2 separate regions of the Homo sapiens genome follow, and region 2 is linked to region 1. The links are chromatin loops, found by intact Hi-C in ENCODE. Cell type or tissue: dorsolateral prefrontal cortex. All regions are shown on one strand. Each heading gives the region's core, and the rest is flanking DNA. Links, peaks and the distances in the headings are about the cores only. Region 1 overlaps LOC124905982 (a long non-coding RNA gene). Region 2 overlaps CAPN14 (calpain 14).

What was found. Hi-C counts contacts between places; a loop is a spot of excess contacts. Peaks named below come from ENCODE experiments on the same cell type or tissue, not always from the same donor. Only the 100,000 strongest peaks of a DNase experiment are listed, where the experiment ranks them.
Region 2: a loop joins it to region 1, with 4 times the contacts of the local background. A loop is called at or near these places in 27 of 110 quality-filtered maps.

Annotation. Positions count from the first base shown.
Region 1 is chr2:30,849,863-30,866,338 of GRCh38, reverse strand. LOC124905982 (a long non-coding RNA gene) reads left to right here. Exons shown (of 4, transcript XR_007086268.1): 3 at 4,278-6,766. Among named protein-coding and RNA genes, the nearest start is that of CAPN13, 51 kb to the right of the region's middle. In dorsolateral prefrontal cortex, for the core only: CTCF peaks have their summits at 3,878 and 4,093; DNase peaks (open chromatin) are centred at 928 and 4,078; H3K27ac peaks cover 2,036 bases.
Region 2 is chr2:31,162,110-31,178,585 of GRCh38, reverse strand. It overlaps CAPN14 (calpain 14), which reads left to right. Exons shown (of 22, transcript NM_001145122.2): 18 at 7-75; 19 at 765-840; 20 at 1,444-1,560; 21 at 1,944-1,999; 22 at 3,879-5,530. The coding sequence ends at 3,905. LOC107985861 (a long non-coding RNA gene) reads left to right here and starts at 16,225. Exons shown (of 5, transcript XR_001739384.1): 1 at 16,225-16,476. In dorsolateral prefrontal cortex, for the core only: CTCF peaks have their summits at 8,097 and 8,297; a DNase peak (open chromatin) is centred at 8,325.

The DNA of each region.
Region 1 (16,476 bases), core at 130-8,129:
TCTAGTCTCAAAATATCAATGCTTTTGCCTAGGTTTTCATTTGTGCAAACACTTTCATTTTAGCTTTAAAAATTTGATTCTCATTAACACACACACACACAAGAAATAGAGACCATGGTCATTTTACGGTTTCATGAACCTGAAAAGTTGGTTATCTTGCCTAAGATCACACAGCTAAGTGAAAGCCAGGGCTGACACAGGAACTCAGATCCAATCTGCTGTAGCCCGGAACCCTGCTCCGGAAGCACAGGGCTGCAGCACTGAGGTGTCCTCCCTTGGGCATGCACATGACAGAGACACATCCAGCACCGATATGGGCAAGAAGGGCCAAACAGGCCCCAGCATATGAAACACAGTCCTCATGAGCCACGGACCATGCTGACTCCTGCAGGAGGCCTGAGTAGCAGGGTCTCTGGCTGTGGGAGGGTCTTCTATCCTTCCTGGACTTCCCTTGCTCCATCCCCTGCCTCACCTACATGGTCTAAATATGAGATGCTAGCATGGCTAAGATGTTACAGGGCTAAGATAAAATGTGGAGGCAGTTCCTCCAGCTTCTCCCTTCAGAATAGACATTCCAGGTTCACCTGAGCAGACTGCGAGACTCCGTGGCTGCTTCTCTCCTTTGGTTCCCAGAGCCAGGAACCTCACTGGGCCAGAGTGAGAGTAGGGAGTGGCCTGGGATTAGAGCCACATCTCCTGGGCCCATCTACTGAGTGTACTTCCAGCTTATTGCCTGGACACACAGCTTCTATCTCCCTGCTCTGTTTATTCTCTAAGCCATTTTCAGCTTGTAAAAATGTATAAAAGACCAGCAAAGTGTGAAGGAAGCACTTGAAAGGAGTTCTCTGAAAGGAGCTTTTTATCCCCAGTGGCTTCTGACAGCCCAGTTAGCACATTAAGTACCTTCTCTTTGCCGGGCCCAGTGGAAAGCACTGAATGTATATTATGTGGGTGGTTCTTGCTGGCAGCACTGTGCACATTGGTGTGTTTCTATCAACTCTGAGGGATGCTGCTAGAAATGTGGCAGAACCTGTCTTTGTTGTTCACAATGTACAGCACAATCTAAACTTAGTATTCACAAAATAATTAGAAGACAGACCAAACGAATGATTTAACCCATTTTTATAGGTGAGTAAACCAAAGCTTGTGATCCTTACTGGACAGAAAAAGGTATTTAGGAGTTACAGCAGAGGTGGGACTGGAGCTTAGTTCTTCTGCATCCCAGTGTGCAGAAGGGCAAGACTGCAGATCCCAGGTTTGGGGGCAAGACTAGACAATTTCAAAGAGCCCTTTGTGCTCTCTAAAATTTGGAGACTCAGATTCTGAATTAGCAAATTAGTCTGTAGGCCAGCACTGTCCAGCAAAGCTGTCTGTGAAGACGGAAACGTTGCATGCCTGCACAGTCCAATACAGTAGCCACTAGCCGCATATGGCTAACAAGCACTTGGACCATGGCTAGTGTGACCAAGGAGTTGCATTTCCACCATATTGGACAGCACAGCTCTGGTGTTTTCCCTTCCCCAAGGCTCAGCACTGCAACCTCTGCCACGCACTGATGCACTGAAGTTTGCACTCAGCAATGGCACCTGGGGACACTTTCCTATATCCCTTGGTAAAACACACCAGGTTCCCTCAAATACACCACTTATTCTTCAGTGAAATTCTACAGAAGTGGGAGGAAAACAAAATTGAAAGAGCTGAAGCAGAAACACTATTGATTTTTAATCCTTTTTTATCATCCAAGAATTTCAAGGTATATTTCTCATGTCATTCCATTCCTCTCCTGGGAGCTGAGAGAAACTGACCCAGAAGTCTTGGATAGCATCTAGTTGTGAATTAAACACATTCTGAAGAAAATCTCTCTAGTCAACATCATTTTTTCTCAGTGAAATGTTTGGATCTTTAATAACTATTATTTTCCTTTGGGTTCTTGCCAGGAGATGATTTTTTTAAATAGACTAAACCATTAATCTATTAACTAGTAATTTAATTTATAGTCCTTCATTCTTCTAAATTGTTTTCTCATCACATAATAGAACCATGGCACATCTGAGTTGGAAGAGAGCTTAGGCAATTTCCAGGCCATAAAATTGATGGGGATGAAACACTTACTGCTTATTTAAACATGTGCCAACAACTGGAGCATGTTCTTTATAATCATAATTGTAGTTATTACCATGATCCTATGGAGTGGGTAAAATTCTCCCCATCATACAGATGGAAAAGTAGCTGAACTAGAATTTATATGGAGGTCTATCTGGCTGTGAAGCTGAGAAGACTCTTCTGTTCTCTAAGCTTACTAGTTATTTCACAGACAAGGAAACAGAGACCTACAGAGCTGTAATCGCTACAGCAGCCAGGCTTGACTTCTGTCCCTGCCTCATATTTCTGCTCCATTAAATTCTACTTTTTTTTTTGAGATGGAGTTTCTCTCTTGTTGCCCAGGCTGGAGTGCAATGGCACAATCTCAGCTCACTGCTGCAACCTCCACCTCCCAGGTTCAAGCGATTCTCCTCCTCAGCCTCCTGAGTAGCTGAGATTACAGGCGTGTGCCACCACGCCTGGCTAATTTTTTGTATTTTTAGTAGAAATGGGGTTTCACCATGTTAGCCAGGCTGGTCTCGAACTCCTGACCTCAGGTGATCTGCCCACCTTGGCCTCCCAAAGTGCTGGGATTACAGGCATGGGTCACTGCTCCCGGCCTTTGAGCCATTAAATTCTATCTTTTGACCTCAGATTTACAGTCCCACACTTGGCTTGTACATCACCTTCCTTTCCTCTTTAGCAACACCTTACTCCCCAGAAAACAAAACAAAACAAAAAAATCAAAAGGCCTGCACTTGTCATTCAAGCCCCTGCATGATTTGGTATTGACCTTCTCTGAACCAATCCTCCTCCCTGGGGAGGAGTCTCAGCAAGCCCACTGTTTGTATTCTATGTTTTTAGAATTTAGCTTTTTTTAGGAGGGCTGTGATTTAAAAATATATACAAATAAATTATGTTCCTGTATGCCAACAACGGTATTTCAGCATTAAACACAAAGATGTTTATTGCACCAACATACCTTACAGTGAAAAGTAAAACCAAGCTATGTGGCCAACCACAATGGAAGTGTTAAGAATAAAGCAGTTCTATTCTTTAAGTTAGTATTATATAAAGCTGCTAAAATGGGGTAAGAACCCATGGCATGGGAATGTTTGACTCCCCACAGTAGGAATAGCTAAAGGAAAATAGAGTCTATTTCTCCAAGGCCCCCTGGGCAAAAATAATAATAATGTAGATTAATCAAGCTTCACATTAATTTATAAAGTTTCCAGTTCTTGACAGCTCTTCCTTGAAGCCGTCCCTGATAGCAGCTGACAGAGTGCAAAACATAATGGGCCTGGAATCAGAAACCATTAATTCAAAGCCCAGCTGGGCCACTGGGACTTCAATGTGCCCACCTGTGAAGTGGGGCAGATCCTGTTCAGTGTAGGGAGCTGTGCTGAACATAATGGTAGCTGGTGGCATCCCCACTACTGGGTTTCTCCTAATGATCTTTTGATGAAGGGGCAGTAGCATTAGGGGCTTTTTTGCAAGCATAGAGAGAATGAGGGCAGCTTCACTCCAGTGCCCTGGCAGAAAAGTGGGTGAATCACTGCCCTGTTTGAGCTTGCAGATCCACCAGCTTCTTCCTTAACTTGAATCAAACTGATTTGCTGGCCAGATGTGGTGCCTCACACCCGTAAGCCCAGCGCTTTGGGAGGCCAAGGCATGAGGATAATTTGAGGCTGGGAACTCAAGACCAGCCTGGGCAATACAGCAAAAAGTTGTCTCTACAAAAATAAAAATTAAAAAAAAAACTACCCAGGTGTGGTGGCATACACCTGCAGTCCCAGCTACTCAGGAGGCTGAGGTGGAAGAATTGCTTGGGTTCAGGAGGTTGAGGCTGCAGTGAGCCTTGATTGCACCACTGCATTCCAGCCTGGGCAACAGAACAAGACTCTGCCTAAAAATAAATAAATAAATAAATAAAATTTAAAAATATATCTATTTATTGATTTGCAGCAATCTGTCCACACGGTGGCAGGAGTGAAGAGGCAGAAACCTACTGCCATGGGCTCCCCCTGGAGTCCTGCCATATTCATGGCTTCTGCTGAACCAAAATATTAGAATTAGGCCTAATAGCAATGATGGTAACATCCACATGCACCTCTGGGGTTTCTCATGCTTTAGCAACCATTTAAAGGACCATTTTCAGCTCTGGTAAACAAACAAGACAATTACTATTTCCACAGGATGTTGCTACCACCAAATGCTCTTACAATATTTAGTTGAACTGGACGTGCTGGTGGAAACCACTGGGGAAAGACTTCAGCTCTGTGTTGAAACACTCAACCTGGGAATTTGTCCTCCAGGGCCACATAGAAGCTGGATAAGTATCTGAGTATCTGAGTTTGCTTTCTTAAGCCCTTCACTTAGAATCCTGTAAAATGGCTAAGAACAGTGGCTCTCAAACTTTTTAAGCAGCAGAATGTTTTTCTCTCAAATGAAATCTCATCTGGAACTTGATACATATCAAACAGGTAAATGGTAATTACTTTTTATGCATTTAAAAAGTAATTTCTAATGACTAGAAATTTTTACAAAGTCAATCAGTGACAATGAGGTTGTTTTAACAGAAAACATTAAGTCAGGGATCGTGGATGACAGTTGCATTTTTTTGGCATACACTTCAGCATCTGACTTCTATCTGTATTTTATTTTGGTTGCATTACATGAATAATGGACAATCATATTTCAACACTGCTCTGAGTGCTTCAAACATGTCAACTCATTTAATTCATAACTCTCTGAGACACTATTATTCCCAGGTGAGTAAAGGGAGGCCCAAATAGCTAGATACGTGGCCCAAAGTCACAGAGCAAGCTAGAGCTGGGCTTCAAACCTAGGCAGCCTAGTCCCATAGTCTATGAACTGAATAATGATTTTCTTTTGCTGCTTCAATTAAAAGCCTACTATATATATGTAGTTGTAATTAATAACTTTTTAATTGCCTGCCTTGCAAGCTCAGACTATTCTTTAATTAAACTTGGAAAGCAGAAGAGGTTTCATTCCAAGCTCCAAGCAAAAAAATAAATTAAAAAAAAAACCTAACATCAAAAGCACCCGCATTAGGGTTTCAGGGAACAATTTGAAAATTCCTGACCTACAGCATGAGGGACATCTTGAAGGGCCAATCCGCCTGTCAAAACCCACGTGTGAAGGATCCTCAGGGGGTAGTAGAGACAAAAAACATTGGCTGGCATTTTACCAAATGGAAATCTCTAGTCTCTGGCACTACCAATATTCCCCATTACAAATCTTCCAGCTGGTAAACAGAATGATGCCACTGACATTTAATTGAAATGTCAGCACATTTAGAAAGAGCCCTGATGAAACTGCCAAGTTAAAGTTATCGCTGATGACTTAAGCTAAATAGAAACAGAAAATCACCATGAATATCCCCCACTTCCCACCCCTGCACTATAATATCAGACGGAGAGAAAGCAGAGAGCTCAGCTGTCCAAGAAAAATTTACAGATAGTTTTTAAATGGAGTTTTATTCTAGCTATGAAAAACTATGGGGTAATTGGAAAACACTTGTGAAAGTAATCAGGTCTGAGACAGGCCAATGCCCACGTAAATCAATTCAACAAGCATACATTGATTAAATTGCCTTTGGATAGTAATATTGCCTTACATTTATTTGCATAGTTTACAGTTTATAGAGGCTGTGGTAGATGGCAGAAATGGCCCAATTCTTCACCACTCTCTGATCCTCACCTTATGCCACTGTAACTTTGTCACACGATCTCACTCTGTTGCTGGGCTTAACCATGTGATTTGTTTTAGCCAATGGGATGTTAGGAGATGTGCCATTGCAGAGGCTAAAAAAGCACTTGTGTGTTTCCACTCATCCTTGCCCTATATTTCGCCATTAGAAAACATGCCCATGGAATAGAACCAAGGCATCCCATTGTTCCAGCCAATGGCCATCCTAGGTCAGCAATAGATAGGTAGCTCACTTCCAGGCATGCACGCGAGCCCAGCCCGTATCAGCAGACACAATTAGTTGACCTGCAGCTGAGCACAATCACATGTGCAAGTAGAGTTAGGAGCAGCCAAGCTCAGATCAGCTGAAGCCCAGTCTCATGAGCTAATTCAGTGAGTCCTCTTGGATGCCACTGTGGTTTTGAGGGTTTTGTTCAGCATCATGAATGTGACAACAGATGTCTGGTGAAGAGACTTGCCTTGAACAGCCTCCTTTGTCCCCTCCTTGGGAAGCAATGTGGGACAGGGCTTACTTCTCCCGTCTTATAGATAAGAACATTGTGCTTCATACAGGTTCAGTGGACAGCCTTGATTCCCACAGCTGCTGCTTCCCGGGCCCATTCTCTGCTCATGTGTAAGTCATGAAGTGTCTCTGAAATACTTAGCCAACAGCATTAACCTAGCAGCTGAATCCCTTTTTTTTTTCTTTCAGATCAAAACAGCAGGTTTTATAAGTTGAAAGCACAGAGGGAGAGCACGAGTCTCAGAAGTCTCTGGGCCCAAAAGGCAGGAGCTTCACAGCATTTGGCTCTGCAGACTCCCTCCTGTGCATGCTCACCCTGGGACACCTCCCTCCTGGCCTGGTTCCACTCTGCTTTGAAGAGATAGGTGATCCAGGCCATTGTCAGAGATGGGGTTCTCTTGCTGTCTCTCTGGCTGATTCCACGCACAGGCGTTCTTCAAATGCTGCTAGGTAGGAAAACCATGGGGAAGTTATGATGGAATGATCAAAAATAAATTTTCTGTTCTTGCAACAACTCACCTTAAAAATCCACTTACCTTTTAATTTCCCTTACTGAAGCCCAGACTCACATAAGATCCTTTACAATCTGGGTTGACCTACATTTATTTCAGTGTTACCACTGCCGTCTGCCCCTGCAACGTTCTCTGTTTCAAAATCAGAAACGTTTATCTCTTCCTGGAGCATTTTGAATTTTTGTTCATACTCATACTCCTTATTCTGTTTAGCGTTCTCTTCTCTTCCTTTTCCTCACCTGGTGGACCCCTATTCTTTCCTGTATGATTACACTCGCTTCTCTAAAATGCTTTAAAGAGGCACTTGCTTTGTGTGTCTGTTCACGTGTTTGTTCTGTCAGTCTGAGTCGGGAAAGCGTCGTGCGGCTGGCCTGGCTGCCAAGACCTGGGGCAGCCTAGTTCACAGAGCCCCCTTGGAAATCTGTGGGGAAAGTTGAGACTTCTTTCTACTGTTGGTTTGTGCCCAAGTTAAATGTGAAACATGATGGGTCCCAAAGTAGTGTGCTTTAGAAGTTCAGAGGGAGGCCAGGTGCGGTGGCTCATGCCTGTAATCCCAGCACTTTGGGAGGCCGAGAGGGGCGGATCACGAGGTCAGGAGATGGAGACCATCCTGGCTAACACGGTGAAACCCCGTCTCTACTAAAAATACAAAAAAAAAAAAAATTAGCCAGGCGTGGTGGCGGGCGCCTGTAGTCCCAGCTACTTGGGAGGCTGAGGCAGGAGAATGGTGTGAACCTGGGAGGCAGAGCTTGCAGTGAGCCGAGATCACACCACTGCACTCCAGCCTGGGCGACAGAGCAAGACTCCGTCTCAAAAAAAAAAAAAAAGAGGGAGGCCAGGTGCGGTGGCTCACGTCTGTAATCCCAGCACTTTGGTAGGCTGAAGCGGGTGGATCACTGAAGGTCAGGAGTTCAAGACCAGCCTGGCCAACATAGTGAAACCCCATCTCTACTAAAGTACAAAAATTAGTTGGGTATGGTGGTGTGCACCTGTAATCCCAGCTACTTGGGAGGCTGAGGCATGAGAATATCTTGAACCCAGGAGATGCAGATTGCAGTGAGCTGAGATCGCACCAGTGCACTCCAGCCTGGGTGACAAAATGAGACACTCTCTCAAAAAAAAAAAAAGTTTAGAGGGCGACACAGGGTCACTTCCTTTTAGAAACAGGTAGGTCTGAACAGACCCATTCACTTTAAGTGAGTCTTTTAATGTCGGTTTTTCTTTTCTTTTTAAAAATTTTTTGTTGGTATATAGTAGGTGTATATATCTATGGGGTACATGAGCTCTTTTGATACAGGCATGCAATGTGTAAGAATCACATCAGGATAAATGGGGTATCCATCACCTCAAGCATTTATCATGTCTTTGCTTATAAACATTAAATTATACTCCTTTAGTTATTTTTAAAGACACAATAAATTGTTGCCTGTAATCACCTTGTTGTGCTATCAAATACTAGATCTTATTCATTCTATATAACTATAGTTTTGTACCCATTAACCACCCCCATTCCCCCCCAACTTCCCTTCCCAGCCTCTGATAACCAGCACTCTACTCTCTAGCTCCTTGAGTTCATTTGTTTTAATTTTTAGCTCCCACAAATAAGTGAGAACATGTGAAGTTTGTCTTCCTATATCTGGCTTATTTCACATAACATAATGTCCTCCAGTCCCATCCATGTTGTTGCAAATGACAGAATATCATTCTTTTTTATGGCTGAATAGTACTCCGTTGTGCATATGTACCACATTTTCTTCATTCATCTATTGATATGGACACTTAGGTTGCTTCCAAATCCTGACACTGTGATAAATATGGGAGTGCAGATGTCTCTTCAATATACTGATTTCCTTTCTTTGGGGTATATACTTAGCAGTGGGATTGCTGAATCATATGGTAATTCTATGTTTAGTTCTTTGAGGAACCTCCATACTGTTCTCCATAGTGGCTGTACTAATTTACCTTCTGACCAACAGTGTATGAGGGTCTCCTTTTTTCCATATCCTTCCCAGATTCATTATTACCTGTCTTTTGGACAAAAGCCATTTCAACTGGAGGGAGATGGTATCTCATTGTAGTTTTGATTTGCATTTCTCTGATGATCAATGATGTTGGGCACCTTTTCATATGTCTGTTTGCCATCTATATGTCTTCCTTTAAGAAATGTCATCAGGCACAGTGGCTCACAGCTGTAATCCCAGCAATTTGGGAGGCTGAGGTGGGTGGATCACCTGAAGTCAGGAGTTCAAGACCAGCCTGGCCAACATGGTGAAACCCCATCTCTACTAAAAATACAAAAATTAGCTGAGTGTGGTGGCAGGTGCCTGTAATCCCAGCTTCCCAGCTACTCAGGAGACTGAGGCAGGAGAATCGCTTGAACTCAGGAGGCAGAGGCTGCAGTGAGCCGAGATTGCGCCACGGCACTCCAGCCTGGGTGACAGAGCAGGACTTCATCTCAAAAAAAGAAAGAAAGGAAGAAATGTCTATTCAGATATTTTACCCGTGTCTTAATCAGATTATGAGATTTTTTTCCTGTTGAATTGAGTTCCAACCAAAATACATATTTTGGTTATTAATCTTTTGTCAGATGGATAGTTTGCAAATATTTTGTCCCATTCTGTGGGTTGTCTCTTCATTTTGTTGTTTTCTTCCTTTGCTGTGCAGAAGCTTTTTAACTTAATGTGATCTCCTTTGTCCATTTTTGCTTTGCTTGCCTGTGCTTATGGGGTATTACTCAAGAAATCTATACCCATACCAATGTCCTGGAGAGCTTACCCAATGTTTTCTTTTAGTAATTTTATAGTTTGAGATTGCAGATTTAAGTATTTAATCCATTTTGATTTGATTTTTGTATATGATGAGAGGTAGTCTAGTTTCATTCTTCTGCATATGGATATCCGGTTTTCCCGGCATTATTTACTGACGAGACTGTGCTTTCCCCAGTGTAGATTCTCGGTATGTTTGTAAAAAATTAATTCACTGTAGATGTATGGATTTATTTCTGGGTTCTCTGTTATGTTTCATTGGTCTCTGTGTCTGTTTTTATGCTAGTACCATGCTGGGTTTTGGTTACAGTGGCTCTGTAGTATCATTTGAAGTCAAGTAATGTGACTCCTCCAGTTTTGTTATTTTTGCTCAGGATGGCTTTGGCAATTCTGGGTCTTTTGTATTTCCATATATATTTTAGGATTATTTTTTCTATTTTTGTAAAGAATGTCATTAATATTTGGATAGGCATTGCTTTGAATCTGTAGATTGCTTTGGGTAGTGCGAACACTTAAAGAATATTATTTCTTCTCATCCATGAACATGGAATATCTTTTCATTCTTTTGTGTCTTCTACAATTCCTTGCATCAGTGTTTTATGGTTTTCATTGTAGACATCTTTCACTTCTTTGATTAAGTTTATTCCTAGGTATTTTATTTTGTTCATAGCTATTGTAAATGGGATTACTTTCTTGATTTCTTTTTCAGATTCTTCACTGTTGGCATGTAGAAATGCTGCTGGTTTTTATATGTTGATTTTGTATCCTGTAACTTTACCAAATTTGTTTATCAGTTCTAATGATTTATAGTAGAATTTTTAGTTTTTTCTAGATGTAAGATCATACTATCTGCCAACAAGGATAATTTGGCTTTTTACTTTCCAATTTGGATGCTCTTTATTTTTTTTCTCTAGCTAGGACGTCCAGCACTATGTTAAATAAACAGTGGTGAAAATGGGCATCCTTGTCTTGTTCCAGATATTAGAGGAAAGGTTTTTCTTCATTCAGTATGATACTAGCTGCAGGTCTTCGTTTTAGAAACAGGTAAATCTGAACAGACTCATTCACTTTAAGTGAGTCTTTTTTCTGGCTTTTATTGTGTTGAGGTATGTTCCTACTATACCCAGTTTTTTGAGGATTTTTATCATGAGAGGATGCTGAATTTTATTACATGCTTTTTCAGCATCAGTTGAAATGGTCATATGGTTTTTGCTCTTCAATCTGTTGATACAATATATCACAGTGATTGATTTGCATATGTTGAGCCATCCTTGCATCTCTGGGATAAATCCCACTTGATCATGACAAATGACCTTTTTAATATGTTGTTGAATTCGGTTTGCTAGCATTTTGTTGAGAATTTTTGCATCAGTGTTCATCAGGGATATTGGTCTGTAGTTTTCTTTTTTTGATGTGTCTTTGTCTGGTTTTAGTATCAGGGTAATACTGACCTCATAGAATGAGTTTTGAAGCGTTCCTTCCCCATCTATTATTCAGAATAATTTGAGTAGAATTGGTTTAGTTCTTCCTTAAGTGGTTTGGTAAAATTCAGCAGGGAAGCCATTGAGTCTGGGGCTTTTCTTTGCTGGGAGACTTTTTATTGTGGCTTTGATCTGTTACCTGTTGTTGGTCTATTTAGGTTTTGAATTTCTTCATCGTTTAATCTTGGTAGGTTGCATGTGTTTAGGAATTTATCCATTTCTTCTAGATTTAATGATTTATTGGCATATAGTTACTCATAGTAGTCTCTAATAATCCTTTGATTTTCTGTGGTATCAGTTGTAATGTTGTATTGTCTCCTTTTTCATCTTTGAATTTATTTACTTGGGTATACTCTCTTTATTCTCAGCCTGGCTAAAGGTTTGTCAATTTTATCTTTTAAAAAAACTAACTTTTCATTTAGTTGATCTTTTGTACTTTTTATTTCAATTTCATTTATTTTTGCTCTGATCTTTATTATTTCTTCTACTAATTTTGGGTTTGGTTTGCTCTTGCTTTTCTACTTCCTCAAGATGCACAATTAGGTTATTTATTTGAAGTTTTTCTCCTCTTCTGATATAGGTACTTATTGCTATAAACTTTCCACTTAGTACTGCTTTTGCTGTATCCCATAGGTTTTGGTATATTGTGTTTCCATTTTCATTTGTTTCAAGAAATTTTTAAATTTCCTTATTAATTTCTTCATTGACTCACTTGTCATTCAGGAGCAAGCATATTGTTTAATTACCATGTGTTTTTATAGTTTCCAAAGTTCCTCTTGTTACTGATTTCTAGTTTTATTCTATTATGTTCAGATAAGATATTTGGTCTGATTTCAATTTTTAAAAATAGTTTGAGACTTGTTTTGTAACCTAATGTATGGTCTGTCCTTGAGAATGATTCATGTGCTGAGGAGAAGAATGTATTCTGCAGTCATTGGATGAATTGTTCTGTAAATATCTGTTAGGTCCATTTTGTGTGTAGTGCAGATTAAGTCCAATGTTTGTTCATTGATTATCTTTTATATATATATATATATATTTTAAACTATACTTTAAGTTCTAGGGTATATGTGCACAACGTGCAGGTTTGTTACATATGTATACATGTGCCATGTTGGTGTGCCGCACCCGTTAACTCGTCATTTACATTAGGTGTATCTCCTAATGCTATCCCTCCCCATTCCCCCCACCCCACAACAAGCCCCAGTGTGTGATGTTCCCCTTCCTGTGTCCAAGTGTTCTCATTGTTCAATTCCCACCTATGAGTGAGAACATGCGGTGTTTGGTTTTTTTGTCCTTGCGATAGTTTGCTGAGAATGATGGTTTCCAGCTTCATCCATGTCCCTACAAAGAACATGAACTCATTTTTTATGGCTGCATAGTATTCCATGGCGTATATGTGCCACATTTTCTTAATCCAGTCTATCATTGTTGGACATTTGGGTTGGTTGCAAGTCTTTGCTATTGTGAGTAGTGCCACAGTAAACATACGTGTGCATGTGTCTTTGTAGCAGCATGATTTATATTCCTTTAGGTATATACCCAGTAATGGAATTGCGGGGTCAAATGGTATTTCTAGTTCCACATCCCTGAGGAATCGCCACACTGTCTTCCACAATGGTTGAACTAGTTTACAGTCCCACCAACAGTGTAAAAGTGTTCCTATTTCTCCACATCCTCTCCAGCACCTGTTGTTTCCTGACTTTTTAATGATCGCCATTCTAACAGGTGTGAGATGGTATCTCATTGTGGTTTTGATTTGCATTTCTCTGATTGCCAGTGATGATGATCATTTTTTCATGTGTCTGTTGGCTGCATAAATGTCTTCTTTTGAGAAGTGTCTGTTCATATCCTTCACCCACTTGTTGATGGGGTTGTTTGTTTTTTTCTTGTAAATTTTTTTAAGTTCTTTGTAGATTCTGGATATTAGCCCTTTGTCAGATGAGTAGATTGCAAAAATTTTCTCCCATTCTGTAGGTTGCCTGTTCACTCTGATGGTAGTTTCTTTTGCTGTGCAGAAGCTCTTTAGTTTAATTAGATCCCATTTGTCAATTTTGGCTTTTGTTGCCATTGCTTTTGGTGTTTTAGACATGAAGTCCTTGCCCATGCCTATGTCCTGAATGGTATTGCCTAGGTTTTCTTCTAGGGTTTTTATGGTTTTAGGTCTAACATTTAAGTCTTTAATCCATCTTGAATTAATTTTTGTATAAGGTGTAAGGAAGGGATCCAGTTTCAGCTTTCTACATATGGCTAGCCAGTTTTGCCAGCACCATTTATTAAATAGGGAATCCTTTCCCCATTTCTTGTTCTTGTCAGGTTTGTCAAAGATCAGATAGTTGCAGATGTGTGGTATTATTTCTGAGGGCTCTGTTCTGTTCCATTTATCTATATCTCTGTTTTGGTACCAGTACCATGCTGTTTTGGTTACTGTAGCCTTGTAGTATAGTTTGAAGTCAGGTAGTGTGATGCCTCCAGCTTTGTTCTTTTGGCTTAGGATAGACTTGGCAATGCAAGCTTTTTTTTGGTTCCATATGAACTTTAAAGTAGTTTTTTCCAATTATTTGAAGAAAGTCATTTGTAGCTTGATGGGGATGGCATTGAATCTATAAATTACCTTGGGCAGTATGGCCACTTTCACGATATTGATTCTTCCTATCCATGAGCATGGAATGTTCTTCCATTTGTTTGTGTCCTCTTTTATTTCATTGAGCAGTGGTTTGTAGTTCTCCTTGAAGAGGTCCTTCACATCCCTTGTAAGTTGGATTCCTAGTTATTTTATTCTCTTTGAAGAAATTGTAAATGGGAGTTCACTCATGATTTGGCTCTCTGTTTGTCTGTTATTGGTGTATAAGAATGCTTGTGATTTTTGCACATTGATTTTGTATTGCTGAAGTTGCTTATCAGCTGAAGGAGATTTTGGGCTGAGACAATGGGGTTTTCTAGATATACAATCATGTCATCTGCAAACAGGGGCAATTTGACTTCCTCTTTTCCTAACTGAATACCCTTTATTTCTTTCTCCTGCCTGATTGCCCTGGCCAGAACTTCCAACACTATGTTGAATAGGAGTGGTGAGAGAGGGCATCCCTGTGTTGTGCCAGTTTTCAAAGGGAATGCTTCCAGTTTTTGCCCATTCAGTATGATATTGGCTGTGGGTTTGTCATAGATAGCTCTTATTATTTTCAGATACGTCCCATCAATACCTAATTTATTGAGAGTTTTTAGCATGAAGGGCTGTTGAATTTTGTCAAAGGCCTTTTCTGCATCTATTGAGATAATCATGTGGTTTTTGTCTTTGGTTCTGTTTATATGCTGGATTACATTTATTGATTTGCATACGTTGAACCAGGCTTGCATCCCAGGGATGAAGCTCATTTGATCGTGGTGGATAAGCTTTTTGATGTGCTGCTGGATTCGGTTTGCCAGTATTTTATTGAGGATTTTTGCATCGATGTTCATCAGGGATATTGGTCTAAAATTCTCTTTTTTTGTTGTGTCTCTGCCTGGCTTTGGTATCAGGATGATGCTGGCCTCATAAAATGAGTTAGGGAGGATTCCCTCTTTTTCTATTGATTGGAATAGTTTCAGAAGGAATGGTAGCAGCTCCTCTTTGTACATCTGGTAGAATTCGGCTGTGAATCCATCTGGTCCTGGACTTTTTTTGGTTGGTAGGCTATTAATTATTGCCTCAATTTCAGAGCCTGGTATTAGTCTATTAGGAGATTCAACTTCTTCCTGGTTTAGTCTTGGGAGGGTGTATGTGTCAAGGAATTTATCCATTTCTTCTAGATTTTCTAGTTTATTTGTGTAGAAGTGTTTATAGTATTCTCTGATGGTAGTTTGTATTTCTGTGGGATCGGTGGTGATATCCCCTTTATCATTTTTTATTGCATCTATTTGATTCTTCTCTCTTTTCCTTTTTTATTAGTCTTGCTAGTGGTCTAACAATTTTGCTGATCTTTTCAAAAAATCAACTCCTGGATTCATTGATTTGTTGAAGGGTTTTTTTGTGTCTCTAGCTCCTTCAGTTCTGCTCTGATCTTAGTAATTTCTTGCCTTCTGGTAGCTTTTGAATATGTTTGCTCTTGCTTCTCTAGTACTTTTAATTGTGATGTTAGGGTGTCAATTTTAGATCTTTCCTGCTTTCTCTTGTGGGCATTTAGTGCTATAAATTTCCCTCTACACACTGCTTTGAATGTGTCCCAGAGATTCTGGTATGTTGTGTCTTTGTTCTCATTGGTTTCAAAGAACATTTTTTTTTTTTAATACTTTTAAGTTTTACGGTACATGTGCCCAACGTGCTGGTTAGTTACATATGTATACGTGTGCCATGTTGGTGTGCTGCACCCATTAACTCGTCATTTAACCTTAGGTATATCTCCTAATGCTATCCCTCCTCCCTCCCCTCACCCCACAACAGGCCCCGGTGTGTGATGTTCCCCTTCCTGTGTCCATGTGATTTCTGCCTTCATTTCGTTATGTACCCAGTAGTCATTCAGGAGCAGGTTGTTCAGTTTCCATGTAGTTGAGTGGTTTTGAGTGAATTTCTTAATCCTGAGTTCTAGTTTGATTGCACTGTGGTCTGATAGACAGTTTGTTGTAATTTCTATTCTTTTACATTTGCTGAGGAGTGCTTTATTTCCAACTATGTGGTGAATTTTGGAATAAGTGTGATGTGGTGCTGAGAAGAATGTATATTCTGTTGATTTGGGGTGGAGAGTTCTGTAGATGTCTATTAGGTCCGCTTGGTGCAGAGCTGAGTTCAATACCTGGATATCCTTGTTAACTTTCTGTCTCGTTGATCTGTCTAATGTTGACAGTGGGGTGTTAAAGTCTCCCATTATTATTGTGTGGGAGTCTAAGTCTCTTTGTAGGTCTCTAAGGACTTGCTTTATGAATCTGGGTGCTCCTGTATTGGGTGCATATATATTTAGGATAGCTAGCTCTTCTTGTTGAATTGATTCCTTTACCATTATGTAATGGCCTTCTTTGTCTCTTTTGATCTTTGTTGGTTTAAAGTGTTTTATCAGAGACTAGGATTGCAACCCCTGCTTTTTTTTGTTTTCCATTTGCTTGGTAGATCTTCCTCCATCCCTTTATTTTGAGCCTATGTGTTTTTCTGCATGAGAGATGGGTCTCCTGAATACAGCACACTGATGGGTCTTGACTCTTTATCCAATTTGCCAGTCTTTATCTTTTAATTGGAGCATTTAGCACATTTACATGTAAGGTTAATATTGTTATGTGTGAATTTGATCCTGTCATTATGATGTTAGATGGTTATTTTGCTCATTAGTTGATGTAGTTTCTTCCTAGCATTGATGGTCTTTACAATTTGGCATGTTTTTGCAGTGGCTGGTATAAGTTGTGCCTTTCCATGCTTCCTTCAGGAGCTCTTGTAA
Region 2 (16,476 bases), core at 4,938-12,937, 310 kb before region 1:
AATCAGCTTAATGCATCAGGTACTATGAGCATCCAGGAATTCAGGGACCTGTGGAAGCAGCTGAAGCTCTCTCAGGTAAGAACAAGTCTTAACCACACCTCTTTGGAAGATGGTGTAGGAATGGCAGTTCTGCAAAGCTGTAGAAGATACTTCTGTCCCCTTCAGCCCTTTATATCCACCTCACCAAACCTTCTCTATTCTCCCTTCGGTGAGCATTTCCTCTATTGGTCTCTTCCAAACTCAGAGAGCTGGTTGCAGTAGTCTCCTGAAGTTCCAAAACACATATCTGATCATGCTGTTTCCTCACAAAAAGCTTTTTAAGACTCCCCATGGGCTTCAGAGAAAGTCCAAACTCCTTGGCACACTTGGCATTTAAAGTCTTTCATAAATTTGCTCCTTCTTGCTCTTCCAATCATTGCTCACAACTCACAACTCTCCCACTTGTCTCCTGAGTCAGAAAGCTGGAATCACTTTAAAGTGTGGATAATGTGCTTGCACTAAGCACATTTACCCACACCAAGACTGTCTATACCCCATGAGAAAAAGACTTTTTTGTTTCTCAGAAGCCTTGTTCTGTAGGAAACATGAGGCGGTAGGATCCCAGCATGGACTCTGCCATATTCTTATCCTGGCAACAGGCCCTGCATGTGGAGCCTCAGATATCTTCAACAGCCCCTCTGCGGTGCTGACAAGGGGCACACAGGGCTCTCAGATGGTGCTTGGAAATGCCTGGCTTCCTGAACCTCTTATTTGGTTCTTTGCAGAAGGTTTTCCACAAGCAAGACCGTGGGTCAGGATACCTGAACTGGGAGCAGCTGCACGCTGCCATGAGGGAGGCAGGTAGGCACAGGAAGAGCTGGAGCTGTGGGCACACACGGGCAGGGTGCACACTCATCAGGCAGAGGAGAGGGGATGTGTGGCATGCTGAAGTAACTCTAATACGCAGTGTTACTCTCAAAGACGTAGATCTGCAGTCAACTCCAACATTTTTTATGATTGTCCCTGTGATCCTAGCCAACATTGATGGAGGGGTGGCACATTCAACTTCTTATTTAATCTTCAACACCACCTTGTTATAATCCTCACTTCACAGAGGAAGAAATTGAAGCTCAATTGCCTGGGGTTTAAATTCAGGACTGCCGGGCTCCCAAGCAGGTACTTTTGAGCACTTAGCAGACTGCCTCCTTCATTGAAGGCTGGTAACATACTTGATGAAAACAGCCTCATGCTGGTTGCCTTAACAGACAGGGGTGAAGAGTAGGGATTAAATAAAATAAATTGGTTAAACAATTAAACCATTCAAAATGAACCCTATAAAAGAAGATTTCCATGCTATCAGGATTCAGGTCCCTAAACTGGAGGGACATTTGAAGGGGCCTTGAGCAGGAGGGGAGCTGGGTGCAAGCCCCCAATACCCACAGCAGGAGCTTGTGCTCAATGCAGGAATCATGCTCAGTGATGACGTCTGTCAGCTGATGCTCATCCGCTACGGCGGCCCCCGCCTCCAGATGGACTTTGTCAGTTTCATCCACTTGATGCTGCGTGTAGAGAACATGGAGGGTAAGCTGGCGGGAAGCTGGGGAGGGCCAGGTCTTCCTCTGCTGCCCCATGACTTCCCACCTGTCCCTAGTTTAAGCACAAGGGAGGACAGCCGCCATCCCAGAAACAGCAGACCAGGGAAGCTGTGGGGACCTCCAGCCAAGTGCCTGTGAACCCTGGCTGCAGATATCCAAACTCATCTTTTCCTGACTTGTTCCAGAGACAAAGGCTTGAAGTGGCTCACTTATCATAGATGTGGCTGCGTGTGGTCACATGTAGGCTGACACTGGGTTCCCTCACGTTTTCAGAATGGATGTGGTTAAGGTGAGACATATGGGAGGAACTAATTCATAATGTTTCCAATAGACACATTAGCTGTATTCCTTTCTGCTGCATTTTCACAGATGTCTTCCAAAACTTAACCCAAGATGGCAAAGGGATATACCTCCAGAAGCCAGAGGTAAGACTTGCCCCAAGGAGGTGGCTCATGTCATCTTACGTAGAGGTGGCCCTTGCGGGACCATGCTCTTGTGAAGGAGAAGGGCTCTGGGGACACTTTATTCTGCTGAATTGGAAATTGAGCACTACATTCATTGCACTCATTCATTCATTCATTCATTCACCCATCAAATATTTTCTGAGCACCCACTTTGTGCCAGGCACATATGAAAGGTGTATCCAATAACTCTGATTGCAATAATGCCATGTGACAAATTTACAAAACTTCAGCAGCATATGTATGACAAGCACTTATTTAGCTTCCGAGTCACATGGCTGGGAGTCAGTGGATCTCAGCTGGCTTGCTCATGTATCTGTGGGTTGGCTGAGGGTTTTGCTGGGTACCTGAACTGAGGAAACTCTGCCTAGGTTTGTTCTTCCCAGGGAAATGGGAGAAACACAAGCAAGCAAGCTTAAACACAGTAGGCCTCTGAAACCAAGGCTCCAATCTGGCACGCCTGCAAGTCATTCTGTTGTCCAAAGCAAGTCAAATGGCCAAGCCCATTTCCTCCTCTTTAATATCACTTTGCAGACACAGCAGGATGTGTTGAATGAATGAAGTGATATGCCTAGGAGAATACAAATTTATGTATGAAACTGATTATCTTCCCTGATCCTTCAAAATGCACTGATTTATTGAGCAGCTGCTTAGGTGCCAGGTGTAGCGCTAGGTAATGTTCATTGCAAGGACATTGGACTCTGGAGTTCAATCCTCTGCTCTTTTATTCTGCAACCCTTCCTCTGCTATGGCCACTTAGAAATGATTCAGTCAAAGCTGGAATGTTTTTCTTGATCTCAAATGTCCATTTTATGGAATTGCTTTCCAAGCTGTAGGGACCTGCAGCCTGTGTCACCCCTCAATCCCTCCAAGATTTGATGTGAAGTGGGATTCTACTGGAGGGCCAATGGCCAGAATTTTCAGGGCCTATCCCTGGACTGCTTAGCCCCACACTTGAGTACTGGGGCATCGCTCCTGATCCCAGGCAATCCTTCCACAGTGGCTGGCTCAGGTCTAGGAGAATAGGACAACACAAATGTGGCACCTGAAATAGGACAGCCCAAAACTGAGCAGGGTCCAGTGGGCAAAGAGCTATCACAGGAAGAGAACTGCACTGGGGTCTGAGAACTGGGTTGAAGCCACAACACTTCTTGTAATTAGCTGTGGGGCCTTAGGCAAATTACATTAAATCTCTGGGCCTCAGCTGCCCCACAGGTGAAATGAGTGGAACTAGATGGTCTCTGAGATTGCCTCCAGCTCTGACCATCTGTGGCTCAGTGAGGATCAGGACCACCCAAGGTCTGCAGGGAATGGCAGCCACCTTGTTGGATTTCACGCTGAGGCTTTCTCTGACACCATTGGTAACTTCACTATTCTCAGCTTTATCATTCTGAGGGATTGGCCTGGGGAGTGGTTTCCCCAGAGGTCCCCTCTATATGAGTTAGAGGGGTTGTTCATCAAACCCACATAAAGCTGTCAGACCAAGGGCCCCATAAATGTAAACGTGTAGAATATGCTTTAATGGATTTCTGCTACCCTGCCAGTTTGCACACCTGCACAGAGCTGGCACAAGCATGCCAAATTGAATTCATGGGAAAAAAATTCATTGAGAACTGAATACAGAATCAGCCTGTATTTGACTGTCATCATTCATAGGCACCGTGAGAAGTCAAGGTTGATTATATTTCAAGTTGATTTATACTTCCTAATGGATGATATGCTCCCTCTGGCTAAACCATCCATTAATGTTCTGTCTCCATGGCTCCCCAGGAGTGTGGGATGGGGAGGCCCAGATGAGACGTGGGTCTGAACTGACCATCATTTGCTTTCCCAACATGTCCAGTGGATGATGATGGCACTGTACTCCTGAGAAGGCTGAGTCTCACCTGCCCTCACTGAAGACTCTGCATGTGGCCCAAGAGCAGCCTTTGGCTGAGACCAACCCATGCCCACCCTACTTACTGATCTTCAGGACAGCCTCACTAGCCGTCACCTTCTCAGCTGGGAAGGTTTCTCTTCTGCAGCCCTCCCCGTGCATGGCCAGCATGCAGAAAGGGAAGGGAGGAAGTAAAGATTACATCAGATTTGTAAAAGCTAGCCATCCTTCCCTGAGGCCACAACCTTGTCACAAGCGGAGATGTTACCTGACATGGCCTAAGCATTCTGACTCCAGAGCTGGTGTGGTTAGCCTCCATACAACACTGCCTCTGTGGCTGCAAACTCAAGTGACTTTAGACATGCCACATGTTCTCACATGGTGGGGTAATCATCTAGGTTTTAAGGTCTGAAATGGGAATGATATATCCTTAGACATTTAGTCCCAGCATCTGCAAATTGATAGAGACATAGGCTAAGTTTCAGCTGTTTGGGGATGGGGTCAGGGATATAGTGGGCTTTCAGAAACACAGACAGTAAGAGAATTGGCAGAGTCCAGGTGGGGTGGGCTGGCTCTGGCATCTGAGGTCATGGGGTAGTCTTCTTCTGACAATATCTCCGTATGATTGGATCTGGGGCAACCTAGTAGATTTAAAACACCTGAGTTCTCAAAGGGCTTCCTGCTTGTGACAGGTGTGTCTATTTGCTTGATATATAGACTATCAGATCCATTTCAAATCTGTCCAGAAATTCTCTGTCTATCTACTTCAAAGGACAAAAACAAACCCATGCTAAATTATAGAGTCAATCAGTGGGTGGTTGGTATATCTGATTTTTTGAACTACCATGAAACACCTTGTTTATGTCATCCCTCTCAACCAAGAATACAGGTGCAAAACCAGAACAATGGCCTTTTTCCAAAGTCTATGCAATTTATTCATAAGTTAGCACCTCAGAGCCATTTATTACTACAGGTTGAGCATCCCAAATCTGAAAACCCCAAATCTGAAATACTCCAAAATCTAAAATTTCTGAGAGTAGACATGAAACTCAAAGGAAATAGGGGCATTTTGGATTTTGAATTTTTGGGTTTGAGGTGTTCAACTGACAAGTCTATAATGCAGATATCCTGAAATCTGAAACACTTCTGGTCCCAAGCATTTTAGTTAAGAGATAGTCAACCTGTATTCTATTTAATCTTAATTTACAAACAATTCTAACAAACATGGCTGTTTGATTTCCAACTCCATAGCAGACTCAGGAAGGAAGCTGAATGAAGAGATAAAAGTGTGTCCATTGGCAGAGGACTAAAGGAGATTTGAGCACCTGTCAGATGGGTACTGTACCAGAAGAAAGGAGCACTTTGAAAGCGTAGCTTATGGGGTAGGAAAGTATTTTATTTAGGAAAAAAAACCCTTCATTTATTCCAAATGATAAAATGTAAAATGGGTTTCCATAAAGTGCCAGATACATGAGATGTTGTTGATTTTATAAATGATGATCATGTATTTACAGCCTTTTACAGTTTTTTATATCCATTGACTTATTTGTGTCTTTGTCTTTAAAATCTGCCATTGCAAATAGCTGTTTTAATAAACCAATTTTGCCTTGGCCCCTGAAGGCAGTTTTGGAGATATTTTTGGGTGATGGGAGGGTGACACCATGATCCTACTCATGACATTTAGACTATAGTGTGCTGGCTGTGTTGGTGCAGATAGATCTATCTCCACATTGATTAAGCCTGAGAGCCCCTCTGGTGACTTCTCAGTGGGTGGTTTGAGTGGTCCTACATCACTCAGGTGCTAGCCTCACTCTCCTGAGTCTAGGTATCTGCACTGTGGCAACTCAAAGATGACCTGTCTTTGCTGACACCCTTCCTCCAGATTCTCTCCTATACCCCCAAAGCTGAGTACTGAAGACCAGGGGGCAGAGCAATCTCCCCACTCCCACCACGCTTCCCCATCTTCTGTCACTCCAGGGGAAGCAGGGGCGGGAAAATAGAGATCTGGGGCAGGAGAAACTGGGCAAGCACCAGGGTGAAGTCAGCTGAAGGGCTGAGAGTTGACCATCAGCAGTTCTGGAATATCGAAAGCAGAAAGTCTGCCATGAATAAGAAAAAGTGGAAAGTGCAGCCAAGGAGGAGTGAGAAATCACCTGCCAGTGCCAAGGAGGGTGAGGTCAAGGAATCCAGAGGTTGGGTTGTCAAGTCCAGCCCACGCAGGGAAAGCATATCAAAGTGAGGCCTGTTCCAGGCTGTCACAATCTCAGGAAAACAGGACTCTACCTGAACAAGAGGAGATGAAAATACCTACCATTTATTTATCCCTGGTCTTGTTTCTTCTTTCATGTTTTGTATAAAACTTCAGTTATCCAAAGAGAACCTTCTAGATTGCAGATGTGGCCTGGAGCAAGGCACTTCCTGGCTGACTGTAAATAGCACTGTTTTCCTGCCATTGCTGTATTGAGTTAGAGAAATGATTTTGGCTTCCAGGATTTTGAACCTGATGTTTCCCCAATGAAGTATATGTATTTAGATTTATAATGAAGGAAAGGAGGAAATGAGTGTTGTGGGTGATGAGTAGGTAAAAGCGGGCATCATGGAGAAGCAGGCTGTGTATCAAGCTCTCAGGATCTCTGCAAAGATGGTCCTTTGGGGTCACTGGTCTCAGGTCCTGGGTTACCATCTTTTCTCCAGTGTCCTGAGGACAGAGAGGCTACCAAATCCAACAGAAATGAAAGAGAAGAGAGGTGAGAAGATGCACTCTAGCTGTGTGACATTGGACCTCAGTTTATTCATTTGTAAAATGGAGCCCAAATGCCTCCATTCCTGGGTCATTGTGAAGATTAGATAATGCCAGCAGGCTGTAGGCACCCAATGAATGAAGCTCCAATTTTTCCCCTGAGGTAGAACAAGTAATTTCTACAGCTACTATTACTTATTTTTATTTTGGTTTTTAGAGGACATAGTGAAACACCCATGGTTTTATGCTCTATTTCTCTTTTCCTCATCTTCTTCCACATCCTCTTTCTGAATGTATCAAACTACTTCCTTGAAGTGGGGCACCAGGAGGGCCACTCCAGTCTCCAATGCAGGGACTCAGGGGCAGGGATCTCTGAGAAAGTGGCCATCTCGTTATTAAAGCTCTGTCCTCTGCTTCCCTCTCACCTCAGAAGCAGCCCGTTTATTCAACAGAGCTCCAGGTTGCCAGCTAGGGGTTTTCGGGACCATAGACCAAGCAACCCCGAGAGACTGAGTACTGACCTGCAGTTGTTCCAGAAACTCTGCTGGGAATTAGGTTGTGACCTAGAAGTGAACTGACACTAACAGTGAGAAGGCAGGGTAAGAATGCAGTCTAGAGCGCAACCTTTCTCCACTAGACTTGTAAGTAATTTAAGTGAATCCTGTCCCCCTGGGGTTCTATCCTGGCTGGCTCTGCTGGTGAACTTGACTGGCCAGCATAGGGCACTTGATGAGACCCTGGAATGCTGAGGCCAGTTGGGCAGCAAGCTTTCACCTCATCCTTCTGCCCATCTATCCAGCCATTCAAACATTCATTCGCCTGAAGACATTTATCAAGCTCCTGCAATGGGTCAGGCATCTGCTAGGCACTGGGGACACAGAGCTCACAGTCTCCTGGAGGGGGTGAGAGATGACTGACAGGTGGTCTGTGGTGCAGTGTGACCTGGGAATGCACACAGTACTGTGGAAACACGGGAGAGGCATCTAGCACAACCTGAGAGGGCCAGGGGAGGCTTCCTGGCAGGTTTCCCTTTAACCATCTTAAGGGAAAGAGGCACTAGGTAGGAAAATAAAGGGACAGTGGTGTCCCAGACAGAGGGCACTCTACATGGAAAAAAAAAAAAAAAAGAAGACACTAAAGCAAGGGATGAAATGGAGTGCTTGGAACACAGCAAGAGATTCAGAGAAGCCAGAACTTATCTCTGTTGCAAGAAAACCAAGGCTGCTGGGGCAGGCAAGGGCTGATCCCTGCAGGATCTGCCATGGAGTCTGGGTCCTTTCTTGAGAGGCTGAGCCATCATCCAAGAAGTCTAAGCCTGGTCATGAGATGCCCAATCCTTTCCTCTACACCAGAAAGGCTAGGAAGTTAACAGAGTACAGGGGGAGGGAGGTTCAATTCCCTACATTGGCCCTTAGTTCAGGGGACCTTGATCAAATAGCTTAACCTTTTTGAATCTCTACAGCTTCATCAGTCACATGGTGATGACAATATCGACCTCATAGGGCTCTAATGCAGGCTAGATGAAGTAACATATGTGAGCATTTATGGCATTTGGCAGTGCACTTAAAAACGGTGAACTCCACAGACTTCTTTGTGGGGAGGGCACCTTCCTTCCCACTTTTGTGGTATGTGCAGTGGCTTATGTCAACGCTAGGTGGTGCACGATCCCCACACCAGGACATCTTCCAGCTACAGGACCACAGATGACAGTTTCAGCACAAGCTCTTCTGGGAAACCCTGGCTAATGGAATACCTTGCCAGCCAGACTCAGCCCAAAAGGCCAGCTTCAGCCTCACATGGATTCACTTGTCTCTCCTTGTCTCTTTTTTCTGACTAGTGTTTAATTTATGTACTGTACTCTATTTTATATATTGCATTTGTTTCTGAAATTTCTTTCATTTACTTAAGTGCTCAGCTGAAGTGCATCTCCTTGAGGGATATAGCGGCACCCAGCCCATACATCCTGGCATCACAGCACCTGGTTTAGCACATAGCTCATGTTTAATATTTACCAATTTAATGAATGAATGACTTTAAAGTAATTCAGGTGAATCCTGTCATTTAAAAAGTCAGTCTCTACTCAAGTTGCTAACTGAAAATATCAATATATAAGGTTTGCCTAAAGAGACATGTGACTTCTCACTAAAGGGTCCCTCTCTGGTGGCCTAAAGTTTAGAGTCATTCTGATGCCAAATGGCAGGTCCTGACTGAAGAGGCAGTTCAAACCATCACAGATGCCCTCTGAACACGTTCTTCATATCCCGAAATTCAAGATACTAGGGCATCACTTTCTTTTACCCATTCAGAATTCCTTCTCCTGGGAGGATCAACCATTGGGTCAAGTTCCTGAACCTTTTGCTTTCAGGTCGCAAATCACAGAGTGAGTGGTGGGAGGTGGGTGGTCCTGGGCCAGACCCAGGCTCGGGAGAGGCCTGGTATTTAAGCCCCATGCTGGCTCCTGTCTTTATCTTCCATTTTAAGCCTGGGCTTGCATGGTTTCTCCCACTTGCAGAAGAAAATTATGCCAGAAGCCGCATAGCTCAAGACAGGTAGGGTGGGGTGTTGGAAAGGGCAGGCCTCACCTTGACGAGGGGTCTGGGTATTTTTGGTTCTTAAAAGCCATCCATGGAGGCTTCAACAAGTTCCCTAACTTCTGAATTCATCTATTTTAAAAAGCAATTGTGTGCTATTAGAGGGGGTTGGACTGTATAACTTCTAAATCTGCATCTGCCTGGAGATAGCAAATTTGCCAAGAGCACAGGCTGGCCTTTACAAAGGTGCCCGCCTAAGTCCAGCTGTGTCAGTTACCTTTGGCGAGTCGCCACTGTTTGACTCTGTGGTCCAGAGGCCCCTGTGAGGATCTCGTGCCACCACACACATAAGCTGATTGGCATCATGCCGGGCTTCAATGTGTGGTTCACTGTTACCCTTCACAGCCATGTTAACTGCACAGGAGAGTCCCACCTCCACTCTCCAATGGTCTGGGAGGACCTTTCTTCAATAGGGGAGAAGCCAAGTGGTTTCTGAACCAGAGAAAACCGGGCGCTACCATCCTCTGGTGCCTGAAATCCGAGCTTCAGCTCTGCTTGGAAACATCTATTTGAGGACTTTTGGACAAAGGAATCATTTCCCAGAAGGGATCTCTTGGCCAGATGAAATAATTAAAGTGATCCTTGTTTTTAGTTTGACTTCCACTAGCCTCACATGAAGTCTCACCTGAGGGGGAGCCTCACCAAGTGTGATGTTCCTGTCATCCAGCTATCGAGACCCCTTGGGTCATTGGCAGCAACAGCAAGAGGCAGCTCTGCAGAAGCTGTGCAGCCAGCAGCAGCAGCAGCACACACACAAGCAGCCCTGGTGGCCCAGGCTGCGGGACCCCAGGCCAGCCCCCTCCACTCCTTCACCCTTAGTATCACACACCGTTGGAGAAGTGGGCCCACGTCAGGCCCTGCGGAAGGCTGCCTGGTGCACAAACGCTTACTCCTCTTTCAAGTGGCTTTGGGTTCCTTGGTTGCAGCTTTGCTGGTTGACTCATACAGAACATTCTTTCCCTGGTCCTTGGCTTCCTTGACAAGGGAGGACTCAGAGATTGTTAGAGTGCCCTTAGCATGGGGTTTAATGCTGAGAGGACTATGGTGTTCTCAGGGTGCAGATGCTCTTCTGCTCAAACTGCTGCCCTTCTGCCTAAGCAGATAAGCTTCTGGAGGGACTGAGCTGCAAGGAAGCCTCCTGTGGACTCCCATTGTGGAATAAAGACCATGCAGTGAGGTCTGCAGGCATTGACTGGAATAGGCCCTGTGAGATTGCTGCTCAGGCCTGCTTATTGCTGCAGCTCCTTTCTCTGGGATGTATGTGTGTGTGTGTGTGAGCCTGTGTGTGTGTGTGTGTGTGTGTGTGTGTGTGTGTCTTATACCCAGGGTACCAGAAGTGATAGCTTCTTCAGATCAGACTGTACAAGGCTCAGGAGTCAGAAGAGTTGGGGGTCCTTAAGGGAGTGAAAATAACCCAGGGGTGGGCTGGTAAAACTGGAAATACACTTGACCAGGGGCGAGAGGACTGGGATGCACGTCCTCTCTGCCACCAAATGGATGTGTGCTTGTGGCCTGTGGAAAGTCATTTAACCTCTGAGCCTTAGTGTGCTCATCTTCTGAATTGGGATGTTAACTCCTGCCTCGTGGGACGGTGGCAAAGATGAAATAAGATTGTGAATGTGAAAGACCTTTGCAGACTGCAAAGTGGAGTTCAGAATTGGGGGTTACTATTCTAGTAAACAGACCTGGTGTAATGTGCACTGGCTGGGCTTGGAATGTTGGATTCTGATCTAGTAAATAAAAAAAAAAAAAACAAATCAGGAGGATAATTGAAACTAATAGTAGAAGCAAATGGCTTGTGAGCCATGTTAGGCATAGATAAAGGACGTGATGTGTATGTGTGTATGCACAGATAGGAAGGGATGAAGGAGCTGAGTGGGCACTGAATATTCATGACACACACTAAATATACATGAGGTACATGAAGCACCAAGTGTTCAGGTTACATCAACCACACGCGAGACCCATGAGGCACTCAATATTCAGTGAGCCACCCATTGGCAATGCCATGAGCCCCTAGAAATACAGATAAACACCCATGGCTTTCAGCAGATAAATTGATAAGCTACATCTGTGGCCAGTCGTACTTGTCCCATGTCTCTCTGATGGGATTGGGCCCCAGGCACCATCTGTCTTTTGTGCCCCTTGCTCAGACCTCAGCTCTGGTATTTGTAATCACACCATGAGCAGGAAGTGCTGGTGGAGTTCAGGACATGTAAGCATGGCATGACTCAGGGTGACATATGTTTTCCTTCTGTCCTCTCTTACAATGTTCTAAGTGTGTTGTCCCACCCTGTCCCTCTCCCCTTGCTTCTTGCTGTATGTTTTAAATTGACCTATCACCTATGTGATCTCAGCCCCTTTGGTCTCTGAGCCCATCTGTTTGGTCACCAGAACAGCTAGTTGGTAGTAGACATGGAGGATACCATTATTGCAAGGTCACTTCCCCCCATGACACTTGGGGCCAGAACCTGGGAGCTGGAGCTCAGGGCAGTAGAGCTGTTTACTTCCAATTGTCTGGCTTGGCTTCTGAGATGTGAGTGTTGTGTCTATAGGTGTGTGAGGGTGCAGGGGGAGGGAGTCCCTGCTGGTTCCTCTGATAAGGCCTATTAGTCCCCCTTCCCACCAGCCCTCATCACAGTGGACCATCCCTGAGAGAGAACGCTGAGCAATGCCTACGACCACATGCCAAGGACAGCTTCCCAGTGACCCTGGATTTCCCTCCCTAGTCCTAAAAGGACAGAAAGTGAAGTAATTTTAGCAACCACCTGGCAGACCCTCATGCCCTCCTGGCCAGCCTGACCTATGTTCCAAGAACATCACCCTCCTGTAGCTCCTCCAAATGTCATCCATGAGAAGCCACCTGTTAGAGTCCAGCCTCAGTCACTTATTGGCTGTGTGACTTAAGCAGGTCGCCTAAACATTTTGTGCCTTGGTTTCTTCATTAGTATTAATGACATTTAGCCAGCCTTCAGTAACAGCAGACATGCATTGAACAACTTCAAGCACAGATAAGACAAGTAGTCCTTTATTTTTTTATTTGTGTACTTTTTTCTTTAAAAAATATAGGCACAGAGGCACTGAGCTAGATCCTAGCATAGAGATGAAAATTCAGTTCCTGTCTTTAATGAGACGGCAGTCTGGTTGCTCAGTTCATGGTGTGAGGAATACACCTGGGGTGCTCAGATCAACCTCAGAGTCCTGGAAGAGTTCCCAGAGGATGTGGTGCTGGACCTGAAAGCTTAGCCGTACCCAGGGAAAGGAGGATGCTCTAGAGAGGAGGAGCAGCATGGGAAAGGGACAGAGCATTACACCAGAACTCATCAGGAGAGTAATAAGTGGTTGTAAGACAAGTAGTTGTAACAGGACATAGGGCATTTTGGAGAAATCGAGCTGGTAGTTTAGCAAAAGAAATGTTGGCCCAAGTAGAAATGGGAAGAAGTTCAGAGAATGTATTAATAAGTGACCTACTCTAGTTGCAGTGACAGGTCCTCATGACCTACTCTTCCTGGGCTTTCTCTGGTTTCTTAGAACCCCAGAAGGCCCTGGGAGGTTTCTTTCCAATGAAGTCTGCCATCAATCCCCATCCTCATGGCTGCACCATCCCACCTCATGCCATCAGAGACCCAGATGAAGCCCAGGTTGAGAGTGTGGTGGGGAGAGGGGCAGCTTGCAGTGTCGAGGCCGGCCAAGTTATCTCACTCCAGCCATTCAACCTCAGGAAGGACCTGAGAGCAGTAGGGGAAGAAAGAAGAAGCTTAGCCAATTTCAGAGCTACTATTCAGCTTTGGTTTTATCCCACGCAGCTGGGAAGGCATTTTTTTCCCCATTCATCTTGTGAGAAGAAATGGGCACAAGAGATACATCCCAAGAAGCAAATGGGGTCTTCGGTGTATGAGACAAGGTGTTCTCCACCCAGGTTCACACTATGCAAGAACAGGCCCTTGGTCAGGGGCTTTAAAAATCTCTTTTTTGCTACCACAGAATCTTAATGAACATTCAGGGCACTGCTGGACACAGGGCAGGGACGGCCTGGAGGCTCCTTGTAGAGGAAACCATCTTATTGGTAGATGGTAGATCTCCTTGTAGAGGAAACCATCTTACCAACCTGGTCCAGTCAGAAGAGAGAAACCACACAGGAAGTTGAACAAGGAAGTTTAATATAAAGACTTTAAAATTACACGGAGCATTGGAGTAATTGAGGGATTAGATAGTAAAATGTAAGGGGGATACTAAACAATACAATAGCAGATATGGGGCATCCACTACCCTACAGCTGAGATAGAGTGACCAGGAAAGAGGTCTCTGCCCTTTACTTAGAGCTGATCCAGACTTGACTGCAGATGGCAGGGGTGTGGCTCATGGAATGGCAGGGAAGCCACTGTGGTGCTATGCTGCAGAACTTGCTGGAAATCTGTCCCCTAGGTGCTGAGGATAGCTGTTCCTGGGAGGGTTCTCAACAGAGGCACTCTGTTACAAAATTGCTCACTTTATGTGTAATTTCCTCACAACAAAATATTGAAAAGACATGTATTCAGGGGTTGAGATTTAATAAAAGTAATCATTTTTACTGCATCATTGAAGACATTCTGAAATGAAATTGGCTTTTTTTTTTTTTTTTTTGCTGCAAGTGAGTGGTGGTAGAGAACACAATGACTAGTATGGTGTGGTTCCACTGCCTCGATTTGCACACCTTCAGCATAAATGCCAACAAACAAGAATGGAAAATAACAGCTTAGTACTATTACTAAAATGGTTTTGACCTCACAGGCCCCCAAAAGGATCCTGGAATATCAGGTCCAAAAACCACCTGTGGAGAACTGCTAAGCTAAATGACTTGCCCAAGCTCCTAGACTGGGAAGTGATGGAGTCAGAACTCAAACATGGGACTCCTAGCTTCGAACCGTGTGATTTTTCCACAAAACCTGTTGGGGTCCTCAATAAATCACATATCTCTTCCTGTGAGTGTGTGGTGGTAAAGAACACTTAATAAGTTGAGAAATAAAACTAAAGTTCAAATACTATTTTTATTACTGATAGAACCAAGTTAGTGATATTGCATTAGGTCTGTTAACCAAGTGGGCATGTGGGCTTGATAATTCCAAACCCCATCAGCCATGCAGCCCAGCCTGGAAAGAGGTCCTGGGGCAGAGGGAGGAGCATTCCCCCAGAGAGGCAGAGCAGAATAGGGGCTCTCTGTGGCTGCTGCCTCCTAGGAGATAGGAAGACGGAATTAGGCATGGCCAGTTATTCCTAAATCAGTTAAGTCTCTCCACCTTCATAATACAGGGGAGAAAGCTCAGCCATAGAACAGGATTCTCAGATGCTTACTGCACTCATGTTTCATATTTGAAATGTTTTCCCTCCATCTCACATTTGTATCCTCATCCTGCCCAGCCAAATGGTCTCAGTAGCCAATTTCCAGTCATTTCTTGGATGTGCTCAGCATCTCTCCTCTTGCCTTTGCAACTTTCTACAAAATAGGTTAAATGCACTCAGATGCTTTTTTAGACAAAGCATATTGGGAGTATAGAAATAACCCCACCCTTATTAAGAAACAGTGGGGAGGTGGGGAAGAGAAGAAGTCTAGTATCTGATTGAGCCTCTGAGGGGCCATATTGTGATGGGGACTTCACAGCTCAAGGCGCAGGTGTTCACAGATGTCCAGAGCAGGGCACCCAGAAGTGACCAGCCTCTGGAAAACTGGGTCCCCACTGGTCCTGTTCATGTCCTTGTAATGTATCAATCAATCGTCAATGAAGGATGCCCCTTTAAAATGACCAGATATTTATGTCTGCCCTCCAAGAAGGGCCATTCCTGGGTACCTGGAAAAGCAAACACATTGTTAGATGGCTAAACAGAGTTAAGGACCCAGGAGTGAGACAAGCCTGATCCCCTGCAGAACAGTGATGAAATATCTGTGCTGCCAGATGTACACAGCCTTCCTCCCCTGGCCAGCCCTCCACAAGCACAATGGGCTCTGCTTTCGAAGACTCCATAGTGACCAGCTGTCAGCTCCTTTCATCCATCTGCTTGTGCTTGTCATGACATCACCTTCTTCATTTTAACACATCGCCCTTTCATGGCAGTCCACTGTGTCCGGGTTTACACATCATTTTATGTTGATTGCATTTCTCGAATGGCTGCTTCCAGGTGGCTCACTCCCAGTCACTCCCACAGCAGAATTTACTCCTGCGAAGATTTCCTTTTAGACAGTTAATCCCTATCAGGAGTGTGGATTCCCATTAGGCCTGATCAAAGCGCTTCCAGAAGACTGCCCTGCCCTTAAAGCACCACATGTGTTGGTTTATTTAACTAATAGCTGCTGCCCTTAATGTTGCCAGGAGCCCATGGGGGCTTACATTAAATATTCTTTAAGCCAGAAACAATAGAAAGTGTATATGGGGCTTAAGCAGAGCCATCCTTTGAGTTTAAGAGTTTGGGATTTTGAAACTGAAACCTTTCCCTCCATCTCCTTACAAAGACTTTTTTTTTAAAGTAAGCAAACAATTAAATGTTGTTAATAGGCATTTAAGAGCTAATCTTTAGAAGAAACAAAGCCTTAAAGATAACCCTAGGTCTTTCCATTCAAGTGTGAACTCCCCCTTAAAACCCTATATTTAAGAAGTTTCATTTGGAGATTATCTATTTGTTCACTGTAGCTTGGTCTCTTAATTGTTTATAAGAGCTCTCACTACTAAAGCCCATTCCTAAGGAAAGTGGTCTATGAAGGAGCCAGTTTGCTTAAAAACCAGGCTCTTAACTTAATTGAGTACTTGGTTTAAAAGAGTTGACTCCATGCATTTGGGTAAATTTACATGTTGTAAGATGCCTGGACACCTTTTTGTGTCCAATCAGCTTCCAGGATCCATAGATCACTGTTTTCATTTGAACACATTGCACTTTTGCGTCATGTCATATTTCTCAGGTTTACAGATAACTTTGTGTTGGTTGCATTTTAGAACAGCTTGTCCCCTGGGAATGGAGGGAAGCACCTTAATTCAGCACTGAATCTGAAATTCTGGGGCCAAGATATGAACATCCATGTTTTCACCGAAAGCTTTTTCAGTGATTCTGATGTATGTGAAAACTAGTGTTTCAGAACTTACCAGACAACTTCTGTCACTTCTGGTTTGTTCCATCCTGCTCTAAGATGTGTCTTAGGTTTGCAGGACTCACCAGACTCTTAAAAGATTTCCATCAGAAAGGCAGTGGCAACCTTGAGCTTCCAGCA